Linked DNA regions of Homo sapiens: region 2 is linked to region 1. A link is an interaction called in ENCODE POLR2A ChIA-PET data of the cell type or tissue named here. Cell type or tissue: PC-9. All regions are shown on one strand. Links, peaks and the distances in the headings refer to the core of each region. The heading gives the core; the rest is flanking DNA. Region 1 holds the start of SLC2A14 (solute carrier family 2 member 14). Region 2 holds the start of NANOGNB (NANOG neighbor homeobox).

Region 1 (15,376 bases), core at 4,953-12,952:
TTAGGAGTTCAAGACCAGCCTGGCCAACATGGTGAAACCCTGTCTCTACTAAAAATACAAAAATTCGCTAGGCATGGTGATGGGTGCCTGTAGTCCCAGCTACCCAGGAGACTGAGGCAGGAGAATCACTTGAACCCAGGGCTGGCACAGTGACTGACACCTGTGATCTCAGCACTTTGGGAGGCTGAGGCAGGCAGATTACCTGAGGTCAGGAGTTTGACACCAGCCTGGCCAACATGATGAAACCCTGTCTGTACTAAAAATACAAAACTTAGCCAGGCGTGGTGGCTGCCACCTGTAGTCCCAGCAACCTGGGAGGCTGAGGCAAGAGGATTCCTTGAACCCAGGAGGCAGAGGTTGCCGTGAGCCAAGATCACGCCATTGCACTCCAGCCTGGGCGACAAGAGTGAAACTCTGTCTCAAAAAAATAAAAAATAAAAAACAATAAGGCCGGGCATGGTGGCTCACGCCTGTAATCCCAGCACTTTTGGAGGCTGAGGCAGGCATATCACGAGCTCAGGAGTTCGAGACCAGCCTAACCAACATAGTGAAGCCCCTTCTCTACTAAAAATACAAAAATTAGCTGGGCATGATGGCATGTGCCTGTAATCCCAGCTACTTGGTAGGCTGGTGCAAGAGAATTGCTTGAACCCGGGAGGTGGAGGTTGTAGTGAACTGCACTCCAGCTTGGCCAACTAAGTGAGACTTCATCTCTAAATAAATAAATAAATAGAATTTAAAACAAAAATGTAAAACAATTTTTTTGCTGGGTTTGGTGACTCACGACTGTAATCCCACCACTTTGGGAGGCCGAGGCGGGCGGATCACCCGAGGTCAAGAATTTCAGACCAGACTGGCCAACGTGGTGAACTCCACCTCTACTAAAAATGCAAAAATTAGCTGGACGTGATGCCCTGTGCCTGTATTCCCAGCAACTCCAGAGGCTGAGACAAGATAATCTCTTGAACTTGGGAGGTGGAGGTTGCAGTAAGCCAAGATCTCACCATTGCATTCTAGCCCGGGCAACAAGGGCAAAACTCCCTCTCAAAAAAAAAAGAAAAAATTTTGTACTCTCTCTCCTAAGCCCAGGAGGTTGACGCTGCAGTGATCTGTGATCATGCTGCTGCACTCCAGCCTAGGTAACAGAGCAAGACCTTGTGTTAACAAAATTTTAAAATATTATTCAGCTTTGGCCAGACATGGTGGCTCACGCCTGTAGCCCTAGCACTTTGGGAGGCCGAGGCGGGTGGATCACCTGAGGTCAGGAGTTCAAGACCAGCCTGGCCAACATTGTGAAACCCTGTCTCTACTGAAAATACAAAAATTAGCCGAGTGGCATGCGCCTGTAATCCCAGCTCTTGGGAGGCTGAAGCTGGAGAATCATTTGAATCCGGGAGGCAGAGGTTGCAGTGAGCGGAGATTGTGCCACTGCACTGCAGCCTGGGTGACAGAGCGAGACTCCATATCAAAAAAAAAAAAAAAAGAAAAAAAATTATTCAGCTTTAAAAAACAAGATCTTGCCATTCACAGCAACATGGAGAATATCATGCTAATTGAAATAAGCCAGACAGAAAAAAAAATTATATGAACTCTCTTATATATGGGATATGGGAACAGTCAAATACGTATATTAGCCTCCTGAGTAGCTGGGACTACAGGCGTATGCCACCATACTCGCCTAATTTTTTTTTCTTTGCACCCAGAACTTTCCTGGCATCAGTGAGTTTTAAAATCTTTGACAGAGCTTAGGTCCCATTAAGTTGGCTAAGCTACTATTCATCTCTCCACAGACGTTTAGATTGTTTCCATATCTTGGCTATTGTGAATAATGCTGCAATGAATATGGGATGCAGTTATTTTTACAAGGTGCTGGTTTCATTTCCTTTGGATATATACCCAGAAGTGGAATTGCTGGATCATAGGGTAGTTCTGTTTTAATTTTTTGAGGAATCTTCCATACTGCTTTCCATAATGGCTGCACCAATTTACATTTCCACCAATGTAAACACTTTCTCTTTTCTCCACTTCAGCACCAACACTTGATTTGGGTGGCTGGGAAGTCCAAGATCAAGGCCCCAGCAAATTCACTGTCTGGGGAGGGCATGCTTCCAGGTTCACAGGTGACTGTACTCTTGCTGCGTCCTCACAAGGAGAAATCCAGGAGAGAGCTCCCTGTTGTCTCTCTTTTTTTTTTTTTTTTTTTTTTTTGAGATGGAGTTTTGCTCTGTCACCCAGGCTGGAGTGCAATGGCGCGATCTCGACTCACTGCAACCTCTGCCTCCCAGGTTCAAGCCATTCTCCTGCCTCCACCTCCCAGGTAGCTGGGACTACAGGCATGTGCCAGCATGCCTGGCTAATTTTTTTTGTATTTTTAGTAGAGATGGGTTTCACAATGCTGGCCAGGCAGGTCTCAAACTCCTGACCTCAAGTGATCTGCCCACCTCGGCCTCCCGAAGTGCTAGGATTACAGACATAAGCCACCGCACCCAGCTTGGTGTCTCTTTTTTTTTTCTGGGACGAAGTCTTGTTCTGTAGCCCAGGCTGGAGTGTAGTGGCACGATCTCAGCTCACTGCAACCTCCACCTCCTGGGTTCAAGAGAATCTCCTGCCTCAGCCTCCAGAGTACCTGGGATTACAGGCATGCGCCACTGCACCCGGCTAATTTTTTGTATTTTTAGTAGAGACGGGGTCTTTCACCATGTTGGCCAGGCTGGTCTTGAACGCCTGACCTCAGGTAATCCACCTGCTTCGGCCTTTCAAAGTGTTAGGATTACAGGCTTGAGCCACTGAGCCTGGCCCTGGTGTCTCTTTTATAAGTACACTAATCTCATTGATGAGACACCACTCTTATTACCTAATCACATTCCAAAGGCTCTATACCCTAATACCATCACACTGGGGTTTAGGATTTCAACATGTTAATATTGAGGGGGTAGAAACATTCAATTCATAGCAATAATTTTTTTTAATTTTTTTTTTTTGAAAGGGAGTCTCACTCTGTCACACAGGCTGGAGTGCAGTGGTGCAATCTTGGCTGACTGCAACCTCTGCCTCCCGGATTCATGCAATTTTCAGGCCTCATTCTCCCAAGTAGCTGGAATTGCAGGCGTGCATCACCATGCCCGGCTAATTTTTGTATTTTTAGTAGAGATGGGGTTTTGCCATGTTGGGCAGGCTGGCCTTGAACTCCTAGCCTCAGGTAATCTGCCTGCCTTGGTCTCCCAAAGAAATTATATATATATATATAAATATATAAAAATACATATATAAATATATAAATATAAATATATTTTAATATATTTATATATTATATATAATTAAATATATATATTTAATTTTAAATATAATATTTAAATATATTTAACTATTTAAATATAATATTTAAATATTTAAATTTAAATAGAATATTAAATATAATATTTAATATATAATTTATATATAAATATATATTTATATATGTATTTATATATAATTTTTATATATGTATTTATATATAATTTATATATAAATATATTTATATATAATTTATATATAAATATATTTATATATAAATTATATATAAATATATATTTATATATGTATTTATATATAATTTTTATATAAATATATATTTATATATGTATTTATATATAATTTATATATAAATACGTATTTATATATAATTTATATATAAATACGTATTTATATATTATTTATATATTTATATATTTATATATGTTTATATAGTTATATAAATATTTATATATATTTTTATATATTTTTTATATATTTATATACATATTTATATATATTTATATATATATTTATATATTTTTTTGAGATGGAATCTTGCTCTCTGGCCCAGGCTGGAGTGCAGTGGCGTGATCTCGGCTCACTGCAACCTCCACCTCCCGGGTTCAAGCAATTTTCCTGCCTCAGTCTCCGGAGTAGCTGGGATTACAGGCGCATGCCACCACGCCCGGCTAGTTTTTGTCTTTTCAGTAGAGACGGGGTTTCACCATGTTGGCCAGGCTGGTCTTGAACTCTTGATCTCATGATCCACCTGCCTCGGCCTCCCAAAGTGCTGGGATTACAGGCATGAGCCACTGCATCCTGCCTAAATATACTTTTAAAATACTGATTGCAAAGGCCAGGCTGAGATGAACATTTTAGTACCTACTTTTTGGTGAATATATGTATACATTTCTGTTGAGTGTATACCTAGGAGTGGAATTCTTGGATCGTGGGGTAGCCATATGTTCTAATAAATATTGCCAAACAATTTATCAATTTGTACCCCATTAACAAATGTGTGAGAGTTCTGAATGTTCCACATTCCCCAGGTTTGGCATTCACTTCCTTTTTTCTCCACACCCCAACTCCCATCTTTGTTTTAGTCATTCTAGTGGGCACGAATTGGTATCTCATGTAGTTTTAATGTGAAGTTCCCTGATCAACAATTCAGTTGCATGCCTTTTGACATGTTTATTGTTGACTGAGATATCCTCATTTAAGAAGTGCAGTATAGACCCTTTTAATGGCCCTTGTTTGCTATTGACTTGTCAACCCTGTACTGAAGGCCATGCTGTCGTGGTAAGGCTCCAGGTAATTCCAAGGTAAGCCTTATGCTTGGGCTAGGGGAGAACAATCTCTCCAAAACACCTTCGTGCTGTCTGCAGGGGCCTTACCCTGGATGGCACCAATGGGGCAGCAGGGGATGATCTTTATTACTCCAAAGCCGAAAACCTAGAGAGTCTTTTCCAGGAGGTGGAGAGAACGACCGCGGGGCTTTTCATCCAAAAAGAGCTCCTGAGTCTGAAATAACTGTTTTGTTTGTTTGTTTGTTTGTTTGTTTGTTTGTTTGTTTTTTGAGACGGAATCTTGAGCTGTTACCCAGGCTGGAGTGCAATGGCGGAGTTCAGCTCACTGTAACCTCCGCCTCCTGGGTTCAAGCGATTCTCCTGTCTCAGCCTCCCAAGCAGTTGGGACTATAGGAGCGCACCGCCAAGCCCCCTAATTTTGTTATTTTTAGTAAAGACTGGGTTTCGCCATGTTGGCCAGGCTGGTCTCGAACCCCTGACCTCAAGTTATCCGCTCTCCTCGGCCTCCAAAAGTGCTAGGATTACAGGTGTGAGCCACCGTGCGCGGCCCGAAATAACTCTTTACAGGATCTCGCCCTGGGCCTTCCCAGCCCAGCCGGCCCGCCCGCGGGGATAGCCCGGGCACTATCTCCCTGCTGCAGGCGGTGAGGGGCTCGGGTATCTTTGAAAATAGATACGTTCACACCCTCCTAACGGCGGCGCCAAGGGTGGTGGGTCCCAAAACTGTTTCCCCGTAAAGAGTTCCCCCGCCCGGTCGCAGGAAGACGCCTGAGGGGGCGCTCGGAGGGATCCCCAGCAGCCGCCGGGGCTGGACCGTGCGGTGCGCAGGTGAGAAGCCGGGAGGGGCCGGACAACCCCGACCGCGAGCCGGACCCCTGCTCTGACCGCAGGTGGGTGCTTGTCTTGCTTACGGAGGGCTCCCGATGAACCGAGTCACGTTTTGTAACCACATTAACGGACCATTCAAAGTCGAATCCTAGGCTTTTCGAGGCAGTTAGTGGGTCCCAACGGCTGCAGGCGGGGCCGGCGGGGGCGCAGCGGCCCGGGAGGTGCGTGGTTGAGCGAAGCCGCGGGGCCCAACCGCAGTCGCGGGGTCTGGGAGGTGGGTGCGCCGCGCCGTCCCTGCGGCCGGGGGGTGCGGGAATGAGGACCTGAGCTGGGGTAGAGGTGGCCGAGCTAGAGTAGAGGTGGGCGGCTACTCGGAGGTGGGCCGGGCTAAGAAAGAAGAGAGCTGCGGCTCTGGGAAACTAGCCTTGGAGCCTTGGAGAAGAGATTTGTGATTTACTGAGCACCTACTATGTCCTGGGCTCCGCTCTAGGTGCTGGGATCCCACAGCAAACGAAGCCACCCCAGCCCTTGCCTTGCTGGACTGTATATTCTAGGGAAGAGACAGACAAGAAAATGTATAGATACGTAACAAAATGCCGTAAATCTTCATGAATAAAAATGTAGTAGGGCTAGGGGAGTGGACTGTGAAGTTGGGAGTGGGGAAGGGGTCGGTCTGAGAGGCCTTTGTGAGGAAGTGTCTTTTGGCAGGAGACCTGAATGAAATGAGGGAGCCTTGGGAGCATGATCCAGGCGGAGGGAACTGGATTCGGGAGGAGGAACTGCCTTGGCCTTGAAAGATACCTACCAGGAGTTCAAGTGCTGTGCGGGTGCATCAGCTTTGTAGATTTGTGCAAGATGAAAATTGGAATTGTCTTAGGAAATTATGGATCATTCATTTATTCAGTGCTGGATTCATTCAGTGATTTATGTCTGAAGTGTGACAGAAGGGGAGTAAGGCCAAGTGTCCTTGGTAAAATACTGTTATTAGTTTTGTCCCAGTTTAATACACAGACTAAATTTAGAATTTCCATTGATTTTTAAGAAGAATTAATCTGAGTTAATTTTACAGATAAATAAATAGTACCTTACTTTTTTTTTCTTTTTCTTTTTTTTGTTTTTTTTCCATGCTCAGCCCTCTATTGGAGATTCTGCCTCCCCTGGGACAGATGGCTTCTTGAGCACACTCCCACGATGGGTGGCTGCTCTGGGTGGGTGTGCGCTGGTGTCTCAACAGGGTGTAGGGGAGGAGTCTAGTGTCCTGTCCTCTGAGAGGGGACTTTGGTGAACTTGTGTTTGGGTGGGGATGCATGTGAAATGGTATTGGATCTCAGGACTAAGGGTCCCTTCCTCCTGGGGGCACACAGGTTCCCTTCCTCCTTGGGGAGCAGCCCAGGAATGGCTGTCTTGGGGGCTTTCTCTCAGTACCTCCAGGTCCTGGAGGCCCATCTCTTCATAAGGCGGTCTTTCCCTGGAGGGGTCAGAGACTCCAGCCCAGGGCCCTAGGGTCACAGTGAGAACACCTGCCTCAGTCCTGCACTGCACTTCTCTTGGCGTGATTTCTCCACTGGGAGCTGGGACCCGAAGCCCTCAAAGGGAGGATCCCCTGAGAGAAGGTCGTGGGCAGAGAGCTGGTACAGACCAGTGTGTGCCGGGGGTGGGGAGATGACTGGCGGGGGGGCCAGGGTGTCGCGAGGGCTGGGGTGGCCTAGTCATCTTTGCCCTTGGCGCCATGTATGAGGATGCAGGTGAACTCCACCTAGTTGAACTTGTCTTTTTTTATCAATGGGTGCCTCCCAGTACATCTCATCCACTTCTTCATCTGTGAAGCTGTCACCCATGGTGGTGAGCAGCTCCTGGAGGTGGTCCTCATGAATGAAACCTGAGGATTCCTCGTTGAAGCAGGTGAAGGCGTTTTGGATCACATCCTGGGGGTCTGTTCCATTCAGCTTCTCCCCAAACATGGTGAGGGAAGTGGTGAAGTTGATGGGCCCTGGGGCCTCGCTCATCATGCCCTGCAGGTATTCATCCATGGGGTTCTTCCGCGGTGAAGCCAGCTTGTCGTGCTGTCCCCCTTGTCATTGAAGCCATCATGGTTCTGGTCAATCATGTTGAAAGCCTCCTTAAACTCCTGGATGTGGAACTGGTCGAACATCACGAAGACATTGGATGTGGCCCCTTGTGCTGTGGTCGCTTCTTGGTGGTCTTGGCTTTGGTCCACTTGCTGAACATTTTGGCTTCAGGTGGGTGGGGGCTTCACTGGGTTCTTGGAGCTGGGCTGACCATACTACTTTACTTTTTTTGAAAAGTATATTTATTTGAGTTAAAAGAGTTCTGAGGTTTTTTTTGGTTTGACTTTATTTGTTTTTTCCAAGTGTGAATGACCTAGAAGATAAGAACTAGCTGATACAGGAACAAAAACAGTGAGGCGCAGGGTGGGGAAGGTAGCAGAGAGAAATGAAAATGAAATAAGGAGGATGTGGAATAGTGGAAGGGACAGTCTGTCCTAATTCTCCTCCTCCTAATAGACTCAGGAAATAACACAGGTGTTCAACATAACGTATCTCAGCAGACCTTCAGAACTATCAGTCCAAGTCAGCAGAGCTGGTAGAGGAGGAAACAGACTCACATTTGGTAACTGGTTAAGCAGAATCACGACTTCCAACTTCACTGTGGCTCACTGAAGCAGTTTAGGCTAAGGTGATGCTATGAGGAGAGGTGGCTTGTTCTAAGTGTTTTAAATTTTATATGGCAAGGTAAACCACATTAAATCACAGAATTTTATGACAGCAAGATTACCTAATCCAATCCTTGCTCATTTTGCAGATGGGGAAACTGCTAGTTGGTGACAGAGAAACAACTCAAAATATAGGAGAGACATTTTTACCTTACCTTCAGCTGTCTCTCCCCAGAACCCTTATTTGAAAAAATGCTTCTCAATGGCTACTGAATGAGTAGAATAAACTTTGTTGAGGATCCCAGAATTGAGTTAATCTAAAACATCAATAGAATTATATAAATTTTCACTTTTCTTCCAGAAGTATTTATTGGAGTGTCCATTGGCGAGGGGGCTAAATCACAGCCTCTTCCCTCAAGGAGCTTAAGTAGATGGAGTAAATGAATAACTAGACAATTACAATTTACAGGAAGCAGTACCTTGAAGAGAAATTGGAGAGGGAGTCAATTCCTAGGATAGCAGAGAGATGGACAACAGACAGAATGTGAGTATTAAAACTGATGTCAGATATCAAATTGGTTTGTCAGAGTTATGTTGATAATCACAGTACCTATCATCTTCCTAAACTTTTCATGTCTTGATAATGTGTAATATACGTAAGTGGTGGTGGGAGAGACTGTTACAGCCAACAGACTTGGTACATTCCCAAAATCTTTTTATTCATAAGCAATTACTCTTTGCCATTTGCAGCCTTTTGTGCTTTAATATTATCAAGAACAAGACGAATGATAAAATATTTATGATCAGCATTGTAATTGCAAACAGGCCTCCGTAATAATCATATGCAACTGGTTTTGCGGGAATTTCCTTGGAAAGAACCATGGCTATATACGCGTGAAGAGTAACATAGAGTAATATATGAATGTACACAGTAATAATAACTTTTTCTAGAGCAGACTATAGAGTGTAACTGAGTCATTGTACTTGCATACTGTGATAAAGATCAAGAAAATGTATTCAGCAACATATGAGCCTTTGGATTGGGCTGGAGGGTAGGATAGGCAGCATCTGGTGGTTAAGTTACGTAATGCCTAATTTGCCACATGTGCTCACCTCTGGAAAGACTCACTAAACTTATTTTCTGGGAACTTACCCGCATCTTGAATGCTTTGCATCTCCAACTCCCAGATTTTTTCTGAACATTTTAATGTGACACTTAGAGAAGCAGAGCATACTTAGTCAACACTGTTTTTTTTTTTTTTGAGATGGAGTTTCACTCTTGTTGCCCAGGCTAGAGCGCAATGGTGTGATCTCGGCTCACCGCAACCTCCGCCTCCTGGGTTCAAACGATTCTTCTGCCTCAGCCTCCCGAGTAGCTGGGATTACAGGCATGAGCCACCATGCCCGGCTAATTTTGTATTTTTAGTAGAGATGGGGTTTCTCCATGTTGGTCAGGCTGGTCTTGAACTCCCGACCTCAGGTGATCTGCCCGCCTCGGCCTCCCAAAGTGCTGGGATTACAGGCTTGAGCCAACGAGCCCGGCATAATTTTTTTGTATTTTTGTAGAGACAGGGTTTCGCCATGTTGGCCAGACTGGTCTTGAACTCCTGATCTCTGGTGATCCACCTGCCTCGGCCTCCCAAAATGCTGGGATTACAGCCATGAGCGAGCCACTGTGCCTGACCAGACATATTCTTTTATTCAAGTATTTTTTCTCTAACAAAACAAGTTACAGGCTAATATGTAGCTTTTTTCTGGGAAGATGTAGTAGTTCTTCATGACTCATTTATTCACTGAAATATTTCTCGAGTAGCTATTATACTACAGGCACTCTTGGTGCCTATGACTACCCTGATAGAGAAGGAAGTGATAAATTCTAAGAAGAAAAATAAAGCAAGATAAAGGGATAGAAAATGGTGGAATGGACGGGGAGGATTTTGATTATTCTAAATACAGGCATACCTCAGAGATAGTGCAGGTTTGGTTCCAGACTGCTGAGAGAAAGCTAATATCCAATAAAGTGAGTCAGAAATACTTTGGCTTCCCAGTGCATATAAAAGTTATGTTACATTATACTGTTGTGTATTTCCTGTACAATAGCATTGTGTCTAAACAAAATGTATATACCTTAATTTAAAAATACCTTCTTGCTAAAAAATGCTAACAATCATCTGAGCCTTCAGCATGTCATAATCTTTTTGCCTCTGGAGGGTCTTGCCTCAGCATTGATGGCTGCCGACTGATCAGGGTTGTGGTTACTAAAGGCTGGGGTTGGCTGTAGCAATTTATTTAAGTAAGACAACAATGAAGTTTGCTGCATCTATTATAGACTCTTATTTTCACGAAGGAGTTCTCTGTAGCATGTGATGCTGTTTGATAGCATTTTAGCCAAGTAGAACTTCTTTCATAATTCGAGTCAGTTCTCTCACACTTTGTTACTGCTTTATTAACTAAATTTACGTAATATTTGAAATCCTTTGCTGTCATTTCAACAATATTCACAACACGTTTACTAGGAGTAGATTCCATGTCTAGAAACACTTCCTTTTTTTTTTTTTTTTTGAGACAGAGTCTCACTCTGTCACCCAGTCTGGAGTGCAGTGGAACGATCTCGGCTCACTGCAACCTCCACCTCCCAGGTTCAAGTGATTCTTCTGCCTCAGCCTCCCGAGTAGCTGGGACTACAGGCGCACGCCACCACACCCAGCTAATTTTTGTATTTTTAGTAGAGATGGGGTTTCACCATATTGGCCAGGCTGGTCTCAAACTCCTGACCTTGTGATCTGCCTGCCTCAGCCTCCCAAAGTGCTGGGATTACAGGTGTGAGCCACTGAGCCCAGCCAAGAACCACTTTCTTTGCTTATGCATAAGCAGCACCTCCTCATCCATTCAAGTTTTCTTATGAGATTGCAACAATTCAGTCTCATCTTCGGGTTCCACTTCTAATTCTAGTTCTCTTGCTATTTCTACCACATCTACAGTTACTTCCTCCACTTAAGTCTTGAACCCATCAAAGTCATCCATGATGGTTGGAATCAACTTCTTCCAAAGTTCTGTTAATGTTGACATTTTGACCTCCTCCCATGAATCACGAATGTTTTTTTTGTTTTTTTTTTTTTTTTTTTTGAGACGGAGTCTCCCTCTGTCGCCCAGGCTGGAGTGCAGTGGCACGAGATCTCCGCTCACTGCAAGCTCCGCCTCCTGGGTTCAAGCCATTCTCCTGCCTCAGCCTCCAGAGTAGCTGGGGCTACAGGCCCCCGCCACCACGCCCGGCTAATTTTTTGTGTTTTTAGTAGAGACGGGGTTTCACCGTGTTAGCCAGGATGGTCTCAATCTCCTGACCTTGTGATCCACCCGCCTCGGCCTCCCAAAGTGCTGGGATTACAGGCGTGAGCCGAGATTGAGCAATTGCACTCCAGCATGGGCGACAAAAGTGAAACTCTGTCTCAAAAAAAAAAAAAACCATGAAAGTCCTAGATGGCATCTTCCTCCAATGTAAGGCTTTTTCATCTACACTGAAAATCTGTTGTATAGTGTTGCCACTTTTATCAATTATCTTAGCTAAATCTGGATAACTAGTTGTAGCTTCTGTATCAGCACTTGCTGCTTCACCTACCTTGTACTTTTAAGTTATAGGGACAGCTTCTTTCCTTAAACCTCATGAACCAACTTCTGCTACCTTCTAACATTTCTTCTACAGCTTCCTCACCTTTCTCAGCCTTCATAAAATGAAAGAAAGTTGGCTGGGCCCAGTAGCTTATGCCTGTAATCCCAGCACTTTGGGAGGCTGAGGCGGGTGGATCACCTGAGGCCAGGATTTCTAGATCAGCCTGGCCAACATAGTGAAACCCTGTCTCTACTAAAAAATATAAAAATTAGCTGGGCGTGGTGGCAGGCGCCTATAGTTCCAGCTACTTGGGAGGCTGAGGCAGGACAATAGCTTGAACCCAGGAGGTGGAGGTTGCAGTGAGCTGAGATCATGCCACTGCACTCACTCCAGCCTAGGCGACAGAGCAAGACTCCATCTCAAAGTAAAAAGAAAAAATTAAAGAAAGTTAGGGCCTTGCTCTGGATTAGGCTTTGGCTTAAGAAAATGTTTAGTGGTCTATCTAGACCACTAAAACTTTCTCCATATCAGCAATACATCTGTTTCACTTTCTTTTCTTTTTTTTTTTTTTTTTTGAGACAGAGTCTTGGTCTGTCACCCAGGCTGGAGTGCAGTGGTGCAATCTCAGCTCACTGCAGCCTCTGCCCACTGGGTTCCAGCGATTCTCCTGCCACAGCCTCCTGGGTAGCTGGGATTAGCTGGGTACAAGCGCACGCCACCATGCCTGGCTAATTTTTGTATTTTTGGTAGAGACAGGGTTTTGCCATGTTGGCCAGGATGGTCTCGAACTCCTGACCTCAGATGATCCACCCGCCTCGGCCTCCCAAAGTGTTGGGATTACAGGCGTGAGCTACCATGCCCGGCCCCTGTCACACTTTCAGTGTGTTCACTGGAGTAGCACTTTTAATTTTCCTCAAGAACTTTTCCTTGGTATTTATAGCTTGGCTAACTGTTTGGTGCAACAGGCCTTGCTTTTGGCTTCTCTTGGCTTTTGACATGCCTTTATCACTAATCTTAATCATTTCTAGCTTTTGATTTAAAGTGAGATATGTTTGACTCTTTCACTTGAATTCTTAGATGCCATTTAGGGTTTTTAATTGGCCTAATTTTCAATATTATTGTCTCAGGAAATAGGGAGGCCTGAGAAGAGAGAGAAGGAGAGAGAAATGGGGAATGGCCAGTTAGTGGAGCAGTCAGAATGCATACAGTATTTATTAATTAGATTTATTGTCTTTTTTTATTTTTATTTTCATTTTTTTTTTTGAGACAGAGTCTCACTCTGCCGCCCAGGCTGGAGTGCAGTGGCACGATCTCGGCTCACTGTAACCTCCGCCTCCCAGGTTCAAGAGATTCTCCTGCTTCAGCCTCCCGAGTAGCTGGGACTACAGGCATGTGCCACCACGCCCGGCGAATATTTTGTGTTTTTAGTAGAGATGGGGTTCCACCATGTTAGCCAGGATGGTCTCGATCTCCTGACCTCGTGATCCGCCCACCTTGGCCTCCCAAAGTGCTGGGATTACAGGTGGGAGCCACCGTGCCCAGCCTGCCTGGCTAATTTTTGTATATTCATTGTCTTATATAGGTATGGTTCATGCCAAAACAATGACAATAGTAATATCAAAGATCACTGATCACAGATCACTATAACAGATATAATAATAACGAAATGTTTGAAATATTACAAGAATTACCAGAATGTGGCACAGAGACTCAAAGTGAGCTCATGCTGTTGGAAAAATGAGGCCAATAGACTTGCTTAACATAGGATTGCCACAAACCTTCAATTTGTAAAAAAGCGCAATAGGAGCAAAATGCAATAAAGCGAGATATACCTGTAGTGTGGTCAGGGAAGGCCTCTTTACGGTAAATTTGAGCAGAAACCAGAGTGACATAAAGAGCCGGCCATGAGGAGATCTGAAGAAAGAGTGTTTCAGATAGAGGGAAAGGCATATGAAAATACCCTAAGAGTATGGAGGCTTATCTGATTAGAGCCTGGGTCGGCTGACTCTTTTTGTGCAGATAGAGGCTTTGTGGGCCATAGCGGCTCAGTCACCACTACAGCTACTCAGTTCCAACGTCATAGCATTTAAGCAGCCACGTTCATTACATAAACAAGTGAGCATGCCTGTGTTATAGTAAAAGAGACTTAACAGTAAAAGCTCAGCCGGGCACGGTGGCTCACGCCTGTAATCCCAACACTTTGGGAGGCCGAGGCCGGCGGATGATGAGGTCCGGAGATCGAGACCATCCTGGCTAACATGGTGAAACCCCGTCTCTACTAAAAATACAAAAAATTAGCCAGGCATGGTGGTGCGCACCTGCAGTCCCAGCTAGTTGGAAGGCTGAGGCAGGAGAATGGCTTCAATCCGGGAGGCGGAGGTTGCAGTGAGCTGAGATTGCACCACTGCACTCAGCCTGGGCGACAGAGCGAGACTCCATCTCAAACAACAATAACAACAACAACAAAAGACGTTAAAAGCTCAAACCACAAGAGGAAAAATTGATAAATTTGGGCTTATCAAAATGAAAAGCTTTTGCTCTGCAAAAGGCCCCATGTATATGGTGAAAAGATAGGCTACATTCAGAGAAGATATTTGCAAACCACATATCCCAAAGGATTTGTTTCTAGAGAATGTAAAGCACTCTCAAAATTCAGCAGTAAGCTGTAATCAAAACAATGTGGTGGCCGGGCGCGGGGGCTGACACCTGTAATCCCAGCACTTTGTGAGGCCGAGGCGTGCAGATCACGAGGTTAGGAGATCAAGACCATCCTGGCTACCACAGTGAAACCCTGGCTCTACTAAAAAACACAAAAAATTAGCCAGGCATGGTGGCACATGCCTGTAGTGCCAGCTACTCGGGAGGCTGACGCGGGAGAATCGCTTGAACCCGGGTGGTGGAGGTTGCAGTGAGCCAAGATCATGCCACTGCACCCCAGCCTGGGCAACAGTGAGACTCCGTCTCAAAAAAAAAAAAGAAAAAAAGAAAAAAAAGGAAGATGGTTGATATAGGGAGATAAGTTTTCATCTGAAATAAAAGGAAGTTAGGCTTTTGGCTTCCAAAGCCAAAAGATGTGGCTCACAGGTTTCTCCATAAACAGTATGTTTGTCATTTAGTTTATATGTCAATGAATTGAATGAGCTATGTCCGTATTCCAAGGTTTATTTTTTATTTTTTTTTAAGATGGAGTCACTCTGTCACCCAGGCGGGAGTGCAGTGGCACAATCTCAGCTCACTGCAACCTCTGTGTCCTGGGTTCATTCTCCTGCCTCAGCCTCCCAGGTAGCTGGGACTACAGGCATGCACCAGCACACCCAGCTAATTTTTTTGTATTTTTAATAGAGATGGAGTTTCACAATGGTGGCCATGTGTCTGGAATTGGTGGGTTCTTGGTCTCACTGACTTCAAGAATGAAGCCGCACACCCTCGCAGTGAGTGTTACAGCCCTTAAAGTGGTGCGTCTGGAGTCCCTCCCTTCTGATGTTCAGATGCGTTCGGAGTGTTTTCCTTCTGGTGGGTTCGTGGTCTTGCTGGCTCAGGAGTGAAGCTGCAGACTTCCGCCGTGAGTGTCGCAGCTCTTAAGGCAGCGCGTCAGGAGTCGTTCGTTCCTTCCGGTGGCCTCGTAGTCTCGCTGGGCTCAAAAATGAAGCTGCAGACCTTTGCGGTGAGAGTTACAGCTCATAAAAG
Region 2 (15,376 bases), core at 3,280-11,279, 100 kb after region 1:
TAAGTAAAGCATTGCTCCACCCATGGCTTGACTGCATTGTTTTGCACAACTCTGATACTGAGGTGCATTGAGTGGAGACATTTGGAGTTCTATTCTTGTCGGTTGGCACAGTGATGATCTTTGCAATCCTCCATGTGGTGGGAGTCATTCCCTCGGTGTTGGTAACCAGTGTTCATTGTTCTGCTCTCCTGGGATTGATAACCGGGTGCACCATATTTTGCTTAATGATCAAGTGAGTCCAGGCGTGGAGGTTCACACCTAGAATCCCAGCACTTTGGGAGGCCGAGGCGGGCGGACCATCTGAGATTAGGAGTTTGAGACCAGCCTGGCCAACATGGTGAAATCCGGTCTTTACTAAAAATACAAAAATTAGCTGGGCATAGTGGCGCGTGCCTGTAACCCCGGCTACTCGGGAGGCTGAGGCAGGAGAATCGCTTGAACCCAGGAGGTAGAGGTTGCAGTGAGCAGAGATCACGCCATTGCACTCCAGCCTGGGTGACAGAGTGAGACTCTGTCTCACAAAACAAACAAAAAACAATGATCAAGTGAGATAATATTTAAACATTTCTAAATAAATATACATAAATAATACATTAAAATTCTATATACGGTCTAGTGCTGTTAAAACTGTTGATATTGGCTGGGCGCGGTGGCTCACGCCTGTAATCCCAGCACTTTCGGAGGCCGAGGCAGGCGGATCACAAGGTCAGGAGATCGAGACCATCCTGGCTAACACAGTGAAACCCCGTCTCTACTAAAAATACAAAAATTAGCCGGGCGTGGTGGTGGGTGCCTGTAGTCCCAGCTACTCAGGAGGCTGAGGCAGGAGAATGGTGTGAACCCGGGAGGCGGAGCTTGCAGTGAGCCGAGATCGCGCCACTGCACTCCAGCCTGGGCGAGAGCGCAAGACTCCGTCTCAAAAACAAGCAAACAAACAAACAAAAAAGCTGTTGATACTGTCCTTAATTCCTTCCAAAAATCACATGAGCTTTTGCCACTAACTAGAGAGGAACAACAATCATCAGATATATTTAGCATCAAAGGAACAAACAGGACAAAATTATCAATTCTGTACTGCAATCAATAAAAAGCTAATGTCTGTATTTGTACATTTGGTAATATGATTACATGTTAAATGGTGGCATGCATATGTGAGTGTGTGCCTGTGTGGTGTTTTGAGTAGAGTGAAAAATACACAGTAAGTGGTTTTTCTGCCACTGGCTGGAACATTAAAAAGTTTATGGGCACCGGGTGTGGTGGTTCACGCCTGTAATCCCAGCACTTTGGAAGGCCCAGGCTGGTGGATCACCTGAGGTTGGGAGTTCGAGATCAGCCTAACCAACATGGAGAAACCCCGTCTCCACTAAAAATACAAAATTAGCTGGGCGTGGTGGCGCATGCCTGTAATCCCAGCTACTTGGGAGGCTGAGGCAGGAGAATGGCTTGAACCTGGGAGGCGGAGGGTGCGGTGAGCCGAGATGGCGCCATTGCACTCCAGCCTGGGTAACAAGAGCGAAACTCCGTCTCAAAAAAAAAAAAGTTTATGGGCATACCCAATAATGATGGAAACACAAACCAACTCCGGAAGTCAATATATTCCTTCTACTTCCTTTTATTTTACAAGAAACACTTTCTTACCTCATATGTTTTTTCTTATGCTTTCTCTTGGACATTTCTTTATTATATTTCTTCCTCGTTTTACAAAACCATTGACTTATCTACAAAAAAATGAGGTGTGGGAGGTGATTAATACAGGAATAAGGATATTGGTCTATATAGCAATAGTACTATACAAGTGACTTTGTCTATCAATGAAGAAATGTCTATTAATGTTGTCATACCTGTTTATGTGTCATGTCAAATTCAAATGACAGTGATAGACTCTCTTGTATAGTGGGGCACCTGTTTAACTTAAACTTTGCCCAGAGAGTATGCATGAGGGATTTGCTGACTAATCTTTTCTCGGGATACTGTTTCTGTTTCTCATTTTCCCTTTTCCTTTTGTTTTCCTGTTCATCTTGCAGCTCCTTTTCGTTTTTTTCTTCTTTTTCTCGTTCTCTCTTTCTGCCTGCTTCTCCTTCTTCTCTCCATTTCTGCTTTCCATTTTGTTCATCTTCACTGTAATTTCCAGTTGATTGTTCTGGATCTTGATCCCAAGGCATAGCTGATTGTTTCTGTATAAAAAGATCCGTGGAATAAAATCAAGCTGCAGCTAAATTTGACTTTCAGAGCATAGTCAACAATCTTCCCTGGGAGAATATATTTGATTTTTCTAAATTAGCAATGTTGTACATTGGTGGAAAACATAGAGCAAAGAAAAAGTGAACTTGAGGCTGGGCACGGTGGCTCATGCCTGTAATCCCAGCACTTTCGGAGGCTGAGGCGGGCAGATCATGAGGTCCAGAGATTGAGACCATCTTGGCTAACATGGTGAAACCCCGTCTCTACTAAAAATACAAACATTAGCCGGGCATGGTGGCACGTGCCCGTAGCCCCATGCTACTCGGGAGGCTGAGGCAGGAGGATCACTTTAACCCGGGAGGTGGTGGCTCACGCCTGTAATCCCAGCACTTTGGGAGGCCGAGGTGGGTGGATCACCTAAGGTCAGGAGATCGAGACAAGCCTGGCCAATATGGTGAAACCCCATCTCTACTAAAAATACAAAAATTAGCTGGGTGTGGTGGCATGCACCTGTAGTTCCAGCTACTTGGGAGGCTGAGGCAGGAAAATTGCTTGAACCCAGGAGGCAGAGGTTGCAGTGGGCTGAGGTTGCACCACTGCACTCCAGCCTGGCAACAGAGTGAGACTGCATCTCAAAAAAAAAAAAAAATTTGCCAGGCATGGTGGCAGGCACATATAATCCCAGCTACTTGGGAGGCTGAGGCAGGAGAATTGCTTGAACCCGGTGGGTGGAGGTTGCAGTAAGCCGATATCGCACCATTGCACTCTAGCCTGGGCAACAGGGCCAGACTCTGTCTCAAAAAAAATAAAAATAAAAATAAGAAGAAATTCATTGCAGGGAATTGTCTTACGCAATCTTGGAACTGTCTTGGCAAGTCCGAAAGGATGGCTGGAACCCTTCAGTGTGCGATGGAGCTGCTCTCCCTAGGCAGAATTTCCTCTTAAAGCCTTAACTGATTGGATTAGGCTTTCTCAGATTATAATCCCTTTTACTTGAAGACGATTAATATGGATTTTAATTACATCTAAAAATGCCAGTAACAAGGCCCGGCGTGGTGGCTCATGCCTATAATCCCAGCCCAGCCACTGCACTCCAGCCTGGGTGACAGAGCAAGACTCTGTCTCAAAAGAAAAGAAATATGCCGGCCGGGCGCGGTGGCTCACGCCTGTAATCCCAGCACTTTGGGAGGCTGAGGCGGGCAGATCACGAGGTCAGGAGATTGAGACCATCCTGGCTAACACAGTGAAACCCGGTCTCTACTAAAAATACAAAAAATTAGCGGGGCATGGCGGCGGGTGCCTGTAGTCCCAGCTACTCCGGAGGCTGAGGCAGGAGAATGGCAAGAACCAGGGAGGCGGAGCTTGCAGTGAGCTGACATCCTGCCAGCTGACATCGTGCCACTGGACTGCAGCCTGGATGACAGAGCGAGAATCCCTCTCAAAAAAAAAAAAGAAAGAAAGAAAAGAAATATGCCAGTGGCACCTAGTGTTTGATTGAATAACTGGGGTCTATAGCCTACCCAAGTTGCCACATTAAAGACCATCACACTGATACTCAAACCAGACAGATATCACCCCTAAAAAACTATAGATTAATGTCCATTATGAATATGGAGGCAAAAACTTCAACAAAATGCTAGCAATCCTAAATCCAGCAACACAGTAAAACGATTATGCACCATAACCAAGTAGGATTTATTCTAGAAATATGTGATTAGTTCAAAATAGGAAAATCAATGTAATACATCATATGAATAGAATAAAGGAAAAAAACATGCAATCATCTCAATAGAGGCAGAAAAAGACCGTTTCTCTAAAATTTAAAGTTACCATATGACCCAGCAATTGCCCCTTTAAACAAAATGTATTATATCTATACAATAGACTATTATTTAGCCACAAAAGGAAATAAAATACTGATTCATGCTCAACATGGATGAATATTGAAAACAAGCTAAGCGGGGGCTGGATGTGGTGACTCACGCCTGTAATCCCAGCACTTTGGGAGGCCGAGGCGAGAGGACTGCTTGAGCCCAGGAGTTCAAAACCAGCCTGGGCAACAGAGTGAGGTCTCCTCTCCGCAAAAAATAAAAAAATGAGGTGAGAGGATCACTTGAGTCCAGGAGGTCAAGGCTGCAGTGAGTCCTGATCATGACACTGCACTCCCACCTGGGTGACAGAGCAAGACCCTGCCACACCGGAAAAAAAAAAAAAAAAAGAGGAAAAAGGAAAGCAAGTTAAGTGAAAGTTGAAATACAAAAAGTCATATATTGTATGATTCTGTTTATATGAAATGTCCAGCATAGGCAAACCTATAGAGACAGAAAGTAAATTAGTGATTATCAGAGATGAGGGTGGGATAAAATTCGGAGTGTCTGCTAATTGGTATACATTTTCTTTTAAAAAAATAATGTATTTATTTTTAAGAGACGGCAGTGGGTGAGGTGGGATGGCAGCTAACTGTGCTGTTGTTGGTCTCGAAATCGTCAGCTTCAGTGATCTGTCCGCCTTGGCATTCCAAAGTGCTGGGATTACAGGCGTGAGCCACCACACCAGGCCACAAGTTTTCTTTTGTTAGAAAAAAAAAAAAAAAACCCTCTTGTAACCCACATCCTTCTATTGCTACCACTCCTCTTCTCAATTTCTTTTACAGAATGTGATAAAGTGTAAGAAAATTTTAAAGAGTTCTCTGTATGTGTTCTTTGCCTGTTGGTGATTTTTCTCCCCTCATTCTCTCTTGAATATTCTCCAATCAGGCTTTCACATCCACTTCCACACATTCCTCTTCAGAGTCAGACATTAATGACCCTGACATTGCAAAAAAAGTAAAATGGCTGCCAGGCACGGTGGTTCCCGCCTGTAATCCCAGCATTTTGGGAAGCCAAGGCAGGCAGATCACCTGAGGCCAGGAGTTTGAGACCAGCTTGGCCAACATGGTGAAACCCTGTCTCTACTAAAAATACAAAAATTAGCTAGGCTTGGTGGCGCACGCCTGTAGTCCCAGCTACTTGAGAAGTTGAGGCAGGAGAATCGCTTGAACCCGGGAGGCAAAGATTGCAGTGAGCTGAGATCGCCCCACTGTGCTCCAGCCTGGGCAACAGAGCAAAACTCAGTCTCAAAACAAACAAACAAACAACAACAAAACAAAGGCCAGGCGTGGAGGGTCACTCCTGTAATCGCAGCACTTTGGGAGGCCGAAGTGGGTGGACCACTTGAGGTCAGGAGTTCAGGACCAGCCTGGCCAACATGGTGAAACCCCGTCTCTATTAAAAATACAAAAAACTAATCGGACATGTCTTTTGAACCCCGGGAGGGGGAGGTCGCAGTTAGTTGAGATTGTGCCACTCCAGCCTGGGCAACAGAACAAGACTGTGACTCAAGAAACAAAAACAAAAGAAAAGAAATCAAATGGCCAATTTCCCATCCCCATTTTCTTTTAAGGGTATCGTGGTGGTGAGATAGTGGGTTTGTTTTGTTTTGTTTGTTTGCTGTTTTGTTTTGTTGAGACGGAGTCTCACTCTGAAGCCCAGACTGGAGTGCAGTGGCTGGATCTCAGCTCACCACAACCTCTGCCTTCTGGGCTCGAAGGATTCTCTTGCCTCAGCCTCCTGAGTAGCTGGGACTACAGGCGTGCCTCACCAAGCCCGGCTAATTGTTGTATTTTTGGTGGAGATGGGGGGTTTCATCATCTTGGCCAGGATGGTCTTCAACTCCTGAGCTCAAGCGATCTGCCCCGCTTGGCCTCCCAAAGTGCTGGGATTTGAGGTGTGAGCCACTGTGCCTGGCCTGTCCCCATCTTACTTACTTGAATGATCAGGGGCTTCTGAAGTATCGGGATCTCTCTCCACATTGAAAGAGTTTATTCTCCCACTTCCTGAACACCATCCTTTCCTGGGGCTTCCTCAAGTCAATGGCTGCTCTTTCAAAGCTTTCTTTGTTGCTCCTCTTTCCCCTACTGATTTCTGTCCCTGTGCTTTTTCAATCACACTCAAGGTTAAATCCCTTCACCTCTTATCTCCTTTACATGTAGCTCTAATCCAGGTCATCTAATCTCATGGTTTTTAATACTGCCCAAAAGGGAGATTATTTTCAAATTTTTATTTCCAGTCTTCTATGTCAAACTCCCAATTCAATATCTCTGCTTGGATGTCTAATAAGTTATGTGAATTGAACTTAAAATTCCCAAACTCAGTTTATGGCTCCCTTCACTGAACGCTGACCCACTCAGGCCTCTCTATCTTAGTAAAGCCAACTCCATCTGCCCAGTGGTTTGAGTCAAAAAGCTTGGTGCTGTCTTTCACTTCTTCCCTTTCTCATAGCTCAACTCAATCTGTCAGAAAGTCTTGCTTTTCTTTCTTTAAAATATATCCAGACAACTGCCACTTCTTTTTTTTTTTTTTTTTTTTGAGACGGAGTCTCACTCTGTCGCCCAGGCTGGAGTGCAGTGGCGCGATCTCGGCTCACTGCAAGCTCCGCCTCCCGGGTTCACGCCATTCTCCCGCCTCAGCCTCCAGAGTAGCTAGGACTACAGGCGCCCGCCACCACGCCCAGCTAATTTTTTGTATTTTTAGTAGAAACGGGGTTTTACCTTGTTAGCCAAGATGGTCTCGATTTCCTGACCTCGTGATCTGCCCGCCTCGGCCTCCCAAAGTGCTGGGATTACAGGCGTGAGCCACCGCGCCCGGTGCATTGAGGAGTTTTAAAGACCAATTAGTCCTTGGTAGGGAGGTTACAGAGATGACCGACCAGATAAGGTAGATGTCATCCATCTTTTGGATGTCAGTGGGCCACAAATATGAGCACCCAGTGGCAATTCACAAAAGGAATTCCACAAAAAGAACACATTTCCTGACATCTATTTTTGGAGCCATGAAGAAAAAAAACTTTTCAAATAGCCATATGAAAAATGTTCAATTTACATGTTGCAGAGTGTCCCAAATAGTGAGATATACTGATAAGAAAATGCTTTCCAAAATACAGTGGAGAGACAGGAAAAAAAAAATGTAGGGCTGGGCGTGGTGGCTCATGCCTGTAATCCTAGCACTTTGGGAGGTCAAGGCGGGCAGATCATTTAAGATCAGAAGTTCAAGACCAGCCTGACCAACATGGTAAAACTCCATCTCTACTAAAAATACAAAACTTAGCTTGTGTAGAAGTACGTGCTTGTGATCCCAGCTACTTGGAGGCTGAGGCAGGAGAATCGCTTGAACCTAAGAGGCAGAGGTTGCAGTGAGCCAAGATACTGCCACTGCACTCCATTCGGGGACAGACAGTGAGACTCCATGTTAAAAATAAATAAATACATAAATATTTTATGAAAATGCTACTTGGTCGGGTGAGGTGTCTCACATCTGTAATCCTAGTATTTTGGAAGGCCAAGGCAGAAGAATTGTTTGAGCTCAGGAGTTCAAGAACAGCTTGGGCATCACGGTGAGACCCCTGATTCCATTATTATTATTATTATTATTATTATTATTATTATTATTATTTTAATTTTTGAGACGAAGTCTCCTTTCTTGTCCCCCAGGCTGGAGTGCAATGGTGCAATCTTGGCTCACTGCAACCTCCGCCTCCCAGGTTCAAGCGATTCTCCTGCCTCAGCTTCCCGAGTAGCTGGGATTACAGGCACCTGCCACCACGCCCGGGTAATTTTTGTATTTTTAGTGGAGACAGGGTTTCACCATGTTGGCCAGGCTGGCCTCGAATTCCTGACATGAGGTGATCTTCCTGCCTTGGCCTCCCAAAGTGCTGGGATTACAGGTGTGAGCCACCGCTGCCCAGCCCATTTTATTTATTTATTTATTTATTTATTTATTTATTTATTTATTTATTTTTGAGACAGAGTCTTACTCTGTCACCAGGCTGGAGTGCACTTGTGTGATCTCGGCTCACTGCAACCTCCACCTCCCAGTTTCAAGTGATTCTCCTACCTCAGCTCCAAGTAGCTGGGATTACAACCAAGTGCCACTATGCCCAGCTAATTTTTTGTATTTTTAGGAGAGATGAGGGTTTCTCCATGTTGGCCAGGCTGGTTTGGAATTCCTGACCTCAAGCGATCTGCCTGCCTTGGCCTCCCAAAGTACTGGGATCATAGGCATGAACCATCGTGCCTGGCCTCCGACTATACTCTTACCTGGTCACACAACCAGCCTCACACTCTGGTAGAAGAAACCACTTGTTAACCACTTGTTAACCACTTCGTTAATCTCAGCTAAGAGAAGAGAATTTTATTTTATTTTATTTCATTTCATTTATTTATTTATTTATTTTTGAGACGGAGTCTTGCTCTGTCACCCAGGCTGGAGTGCAGTGGCATGATCTTGGCTCACTGCAAGCTCCGCCTCCCGGGTTCACACCATTCTCCTGCCTCATCCTCCCAAGTAGCTGGAACTACAGGCGCCCGCCACCACGCCCGGCTAATAATTTTTTGTAGTTTTAGTAGAGACGGGGTTTCACCATGTTAGCCAGGATGGTCTCAATCTCCTGACCTCGTGATCCGTCTGCCTCAGCCTCCGAAAGTGCTGGGATTACAGGCGTGAGCCACCGCGCCCGGCAGAGAAGAGAATTTTAAAGAATCACTGAAGACCGAGTGCGGTGGCTCATGCTTGTAATCCCAGCACTTTGGGAGGCTGAGGCAGGCGGATCATTTGAGGTCTGGAGTTCGAGACCAGCCTGGCCAACATGGTGGAATCACATCTCTACTAAAAATACAAAAATTAGCTTGGCGTGGTGGCACACCCCGTAATCCCAGCTACTCCAGAGGCTAAGGCAAGAGAATTGCTTGAATCTAGGAGGTGAAGGTTGCAGTGAGCTGAGATCACGCGACAGCACTCCAGCCTGGGTGACAGAGCAAGACTCTGTCTCAAAAAAAAAAAAAAAAAAAATCACTCAAAGTTTGACTTTTGTGTTTGGGGATACCCAGGATCCGACACCTGACTCAAGCATGACAATGTTGAAAAGTGAGAGGCAATCAGGAGCTGTCCACGGTGGCTAAATGTGGACAGGAGGTCTCTGTTCGTCATGGTCGCTGGTAGTCCCCTCAGATGCAGGTAAGCTAGGGGAGTAAACATTTGATAGGGGCTGCTTTTGAGCTGTCCTGGGCACATTAGAGTTGCTGCCTATGGCCTTACAGGTCTTCCATCCTAGCAGCTCCTCTTGAAAGGAACACGGACATCAGAAGCTGGGGGCTGAGGAGGGAGTTCCACAGGCCAGCTGTAAGAGATAAGTTCCCAAAAAGCAAATTCGGGGAATAGGCACTCATAGGGAAGAGATCTTCAAAAGCAACAGAGAAGGCCGGGTGCGGTGGCTCACGCCTGTAATCCCAGCACTTTCAGAGGCCGAGGCAGGTAGATGACGAGGTCAGGAGTTCAAGACCAGCCTGGCCAACATGGTGAAACCCTGTCTTTACTAAAAAATACGAAAATTAGGCTGGGCACAGTGGCTCACGCCTGTAATTTCAGCACTTTGGGAGGCCGAGGCAGGTGGATCATCAGGTCAGGAGTTCGAGACCAGCCTGACAAACATGGTGAAACCCCGTCTCTATTAAAAACACAAAAAAATTAGCAGAGTGTGGTGTCGCATGCCTGTAATCCCAGCTACTTAGGAGCTGAGGAAGGAGAATCTCTTGAACCTGGGAGGCAGAGATTACAGTAAGCCAAGATTGTGCCACTGTACTCCAGCCTGGGTGACAGAGCAAGAGTACATCTCCAAAAAAAAAAAATTAGTTGGGTGTGGTGGCACGCAACTGTAGTCCCAGCTACTCAGGAGGCTGAGTCAGGAGAATTGCTGGTACCTGGGAGGTGGAGGTTGCAATTAGCCAAGATCCGGCCACTGCACTCCAGCCTGGGCGACAGAGCAAGACTCTGTCTTAAAAAAAAAAAAAAAAGGGCTGGGCATGGTGGCTCATGCATGTAATGCCAGCACTTTGGGAGGCCGAGGCGGGTGGATCATGAGGTCAGGAGATCAAGACCATCCTGGCTAACACGGTGAAACCCAGTCTCTACTAAAAAATACAAAAAAAAAAAAAAAAAAAGCCGGGCGCGGTGGCTTACGCCTGTAATCCCAGCACTTTGGGAGGCCGAGGTGGGCAGATCACAAGGTCAGGAGATCGAGACCATCCTGGCTAACACGGTGAAACCCCGTCTCTACTAAAAAATACAAAAAATTAGCCGGGCGTGGTGGTGGGTGCCTGTAGTCCAAGCTACTCGGGAGGCTGAGGCAGGAGAATGGCGTGAACCTGGGAGGCGGAGCTTGCAGTGAGCCGAGATCATGCCACTGCACTCCAGCCTGGGCGGCAAAGCGAGACTCCCTCTCTAAAAAAAAAAAAAAAAGCAACAGAGAAATCTGGGCTCGGTGGCTCACACCTGTAATCCTAGCACTTTGGGAGGCTGAGGTGGGTGGATCACCTGAGATTAGGAGTTCGAGACCAGGCTGGGTAACATGGTGAAATCCCGTCTCTACTAAAAATACAAAAAAATTAGCCAGGCATGGTGGCAGGCGCCTGTAGTCCCAGCTACTGGGGAGGCTGAGGCAGGAGAATGGCGTGAACTCAGGAGGTGGAGCTTGCAGTGAGCCTCGATCGCGCCACTGTGCCCCAGCCTGGGCGACAGAGTGAGACTCCGTCTCAAATAAAAAGAAAAAAAAAAAAAAAAGAAACAGAGACCTGGCTTGGTGGCTCATGCCTGTAATCCCAGCTACTTGGGAGACTGAGGCAGGAGAATGGCTTGAACCTGGGAGGCAGAGGTTGCAGTGAGCTGAGATCGCGCCACTGCACTACAGCCTGGGCAACAAGAGGGAAGCTCCATTCCCGCCCCCCGTCCCCCCAAAAAAGAGAGAGAGAGATCCTCCTGCCTCGGCCTCCCAAAGTGCTGGGATTACAGGCATTAGCCACTGTGCCCGGCTGAGAATGGATTTTTAAATACCTAAATAAAGGTAATTATTTGTTAGGAAGCAAGAGAGACTGGAAAGGCTCTGGGATCTGCTTGAGATTTCCTCTGGGGTCAGGGCAAGGCAAGTCAACAGAACAGGTTAAAGGGACAGTTATCGACAGAGAATAATATGCTCCTGTTCTAACCCTTCCAAGTTCACCTTATCCAAAAGCAATTAGGCTCTGATGAGTATTTTATTCCCTTGCAGATGCATCTTATGAAAATAGAGATTTGGGCAGGTGTGGTGGCTCACGCCTGTAATCCCAGCACTTTGGGAGGCCGAGATGGGCGGATCACGAGGTCAGAAGTTTGAAACCATCCTGGCTAACACGGTGAAACCCCGTCTCCACTAAAAATACAAAAAATTAGCCGAGCGTGGTGGTGGGTGTCTGTAGTCCCAGCTACTTGGGAGGCTGAGGCAGGAGAATGGTGTAAATCTGGGAGGCAGAGCTTGCAGTGAGCCGAGATCGCGCCACTGTACTCCAGCCTGGGCGACAGAGTGAGACTCCATCTCAAAAAGAAAAAAAAAGAAAATAGAGATTTAACCCTTGGCAGAGAATATGGAGCAGAGGCTAGAGAAGGCTTAGACTAGTAAGAACTGAAATGGACATTTCAGGCCTATGATGATAGCTACATCACATATTCCCCCGTTTTGTGTATAAACCAGCTGACACTTTGAGAGGGTAAGTGACATGTCTTAGGTACACAGCTTAGAAAGTGGCAAAAACTAAAAAGGAACAAAGCTGTTTGGTTTCAAATCTCAAATGGAAGAAGGACCTGACCCAGAGGTGACTAATCCGGTGAAGACAGTGGTCCTTAGGATCCAGGTAAATAAAATGCACTGAAAATAGAGCAGTTCTGCAGGGTGAAGTAGTTTCATCTGTCTGTGCAGAACCAACCTTACAAACAAATGGAGAAAATGGAGTGTGGCTTTCATTCTTGCGAGTCTGAATTTTGCAGGGATAGTGATTGAGATTGCAAGGGACCTTAGTTTGTGTGTGTGTGTGTGTGTGTGTGTGTGTGTGATGTGGGGGGTGGGTGTCAGTGTGTTTTCAGGATTTGGATTTTCTAGAAATCAGACCCTGTCGGCCGGGCACGGTGCCTCACGCCTGTAATCCCAGCACTTTGGGAGGCCCAGGTAGGCAGATCATCTGAGGTCAGGAGTTCAAGGCCAGCCTGACGAACATGGTGAAACCCCATCTCTACTAAGCCCCATCTCTACTAAAAATACTAGGCATGGTGGCGCACGCCTATAATCCCAGCTGCTCAGGAGTGGGAGGCAGGAGAATCACTTGAACCTGGGAAGTGGAGGTTGCAGTGAGCCGAGATCACACCATTGCACTCCAGCCTGGGCAATAAGAGCGAAACTCCGTCTCAAAAAATAAATAAATAAAAATAAATATTCTCTAACGCTTAAACTAATCCTATGAGATAGAAATTATTCAAGTCCTCATTTTATAAATGAGGAAGCTGAAGTTTACAAGACCAGTGCTCTAACCCCTGAGCTATGGAACCAACTGCGAAGCTGAAGTTTAGAGCAGGGCAGTAACTTGTAGATCACAGCTTAGTTAAGTGGCAGAGCCAGGAGAGGAAGAAAGCCTGTCTGATTACAAATCTCAAAAGTAAGAAAGATGTCATCCAGGGAAATGAGAAGGATTGTCCTGGAGGATTTGAGAATCATGTGTGGTATTTCTGTTCTGATCTACCTAGCTGTTTGAGAATAATAACCATCTATTAACTATACTTAATAGATGGTTTTACATTTCCAAAGTGAAAAAGAACAACAGTACAGGTAAGCGATGAAAGAAGGCGCATCTGGGGGCCGGGCGCGGTGGCTCACGCCTGTAATCCCAGCACTTTGGGAGGTCGAGGTGGGCAGAACACCTGAGGTCAGGAGTTCGAGACCAGCCTGGCCAACATGGTGAAACCCTGTCTCTACGAAAAATACAAAAATTAGCCGGGCATTGTGTGTTGTGGCGTGCACTTGTAATCCCAGCTACTAGGAAGGCTGGGCCAGGAGAATTGCTTGAACACGGGAGGCGGAGGTTGCAGTGAGCCAAGATTGCGCCACTGCACTCCAGTCTGGGTGACAGAGCGAGACTGCCTAAAAAAAAGAAAGAAAGAAAGAAGGCGCATCTGAATCTTTCCAGCCACAGGGGAAATCCTGCCAAAACGCAGATAAATAAACCCCCTGAAGTCTCTGTACAACACATTTATTCAAACCTGCTTTGAATAATTTGACAAATCTGCTTAACAATGACCTGATTAAAGGGTAGACACAAAAAGGAGGTGGCACAGTGATTTTCTAGTACATTTTTCTTCTTAGGAAGCTCTTTACAGCTATTCTATTGGAGAGGAACAACCATAGGAATTATTGAAATGGCAAAACCCTATATCCTCTGGAAAGCATTCTACCCGCCTTTCCCCTTCCCCCTCCCTGCCAGTGGCTCTCAGAGTTCAGCATGCATAATAATCCCCAGGAAGGCTTGTTGAAATGAGGTTCCTGGGTCCCACCCCAGAATTTCTGATTCAGTAATTCACACGCGGGGCTCAAAAATTTGCATGTCTGTGTAGGGGCGGAGAGGGTGTGATCCCTTTCCTCCTGATAGTAAGAGTCAGGAGGACACTCCAATAACAAAAGGCAGATTAACAAGAGAAAAGCATAACAAATTTATCTAATCCAAGTTTTACTTGACAAAGGAATCTTCAGAGATGAAGATCGAAAAACTCAGGAAAAAAGTGTCTGTTTTTATGCTTAGCTTCTCTGAAGAATGGACAGCTGTGTAGAAATGTGACTGGACAAAAAGGGAACGACCTAATGGTAATAGACTGAGTGGGGAAACCCAGCAAAGCCTGATTTTTTTTTTTTTTTTTTTTTTTTGAGACGCAGTCTCACTCTTGTCGCCCAGGCTGGAGTGCAGTGGCGCGATCTTGGCTCACTGCAACCTCTGCCTCCTGGTTCAAGCCATTCTCCTGCCTCAGCCTCCCGAGTAGCTGGGATTACAGGCACGCACCACCATGCCCGGCTAATTTTTGTATTTTTAGTAGAGATGGGGTTTCACCATGTTGGCCGAGCTGGTCTGGAACTCCTGACCTCGTGATCCGCCCACCTCGATTACAGGCTTGAGCCACCGAGCCCGGCTGACAATGTATTTTCACATGTACTTGAGAAAATGTCCTGGTGTTCCAGATGCTAGCAGTTTCTAAATATGAAATACACATTTCTGGAGATCCATTTTGCAGAGAGGCATTCCCAGTTTGTTTGTTTGTTTGTTTGTTTGTTTTGTGACAGAGTTTTGCTCTTGTGGCCCAGGCTGGAGTGCAGTGGTGCGGTCTCCGGTCACTGCAACCTCCACCTCCCGGGTTCAAGCGATTCTCCGGTCTCATCCTCCCAAGTAGCTGGGATTACAGGCGCCCGCCACCATGCCGGCTAATTTTTGTATTTTTAGTAGGGATGGGGTTTCACCATGTTGGTCAGGCTGGTCTCGAACTCCTGACCTCGGGCAATCCGCCCAACTTGGCCTTCCAAAATGCTAAGATTACAGGTGCGAGCCACCGCGCCTGGCCTCCCAGTATTTTTATATCAAAGAATTTTAAAATATTGTTTTCAATAAAGATGTAAACTTTCCCATAGAGAGTAACCTAATGTCTGAAACTAACCAAAAAAAAAAAAAAAAAAAAAAAAAGGAAGGAAGGAAGGAAGAGAGGGAGATAGGCTTTCAAAAAATATGCCTGTGCTGGAATTGCGAATTGTTCCTTGATAAAAGTCCTCTGTTGAAAGGCATTCCTTTAGACCCTGAGACTCACCTGCTGAGGCAGCACTGAATCTTCCATTTCTGTCTCAACCACAAATGGAATGCTCAGGTCAAGACTCCACGCCTACACATGTGCCTGGGGCAGTCTCATTTTTAATTCCATGCCTCTCTTGATGCCTGTAAAAAGGTATATGGTAATATAAACATTATATCATGTTTACAGCTAAGAAGACTAAAAGGAAAAACAAGATGTTCAGGATGGTTCTTTCTAAGTAATTGAATTGCAGGTGGTTTTTCATTTTTTCTTTTCACTTTTTGTATTATTTACATTCTCCATGGTGAAAATGTAATGTTTCTAAAGTTAAGAGAAAATATTGTTTCATTTTGTTTATTTGTTTTAGAGATGGAGTCTTGCTCTATTGCCCAGGCTGGAGTGCAGTGACACCATCATACCTCACTACAGCCTCGAACTCCTGGGCTCAAGCAATTCTCTCGTCCCAGATTCTCCAGTAG

What was found. ChIA-PET counts read pairs that join two places held together with the same protein. Peaks named below come from ENCODE experiments on the same cell type or tissue, not always from the same donor. Only the 100,000 strongest peaks of a DNase experiment are listed, where the experiment ranks them.
Region 2: POLR2A ChIA-PET joins it to region 1 with 7 read pairs; 2 of 35 experiments call an interaction of 5 or more read pairs at or near these places.

What each region holds. Positions count from the first base shown.
Region 1 is chr12:7,863,113-7,878,488 of GRCh38, reverse strand. SLC2A14 (solute carrier family 2 member 14) reads left to right here and starts at 5,574. Exons shown (of 11, transcript NM_001286234.2): 1 at 5,574-5,682; 2 at 8,552-8,626. The coding sequence starts at 8,609. It also overlaps the pseudogene LOC100130582. RefSeq lists enhancers at 5,379-6,059, 14,359-14,860. In PC-9, for the core only: no CTCF peak of the experiment used is centred there; a DNase peak (open chromatin) is centred at 9,098.
Region 2 is chr12:7,756,781-7,772,156 of GRCh38, reverse strand. It overlaps NANOGNB (NANOG neighbor homeobox), which reads right to left and starts at 6,941. Exons shown (of 4, transcript NM_001145465.1): 1 at 6,770-6,941; 2 at 1,842-2,174; 3 at 1,639-1,718. The coding sequence starts at 6,871. RefSeq lists enhancers at 4,631-5,230, 5,231-5,830. In PC-9, for the core only: no CTCF peak of the experiment used is centred there; no DNase peak of the experiment used is centred there.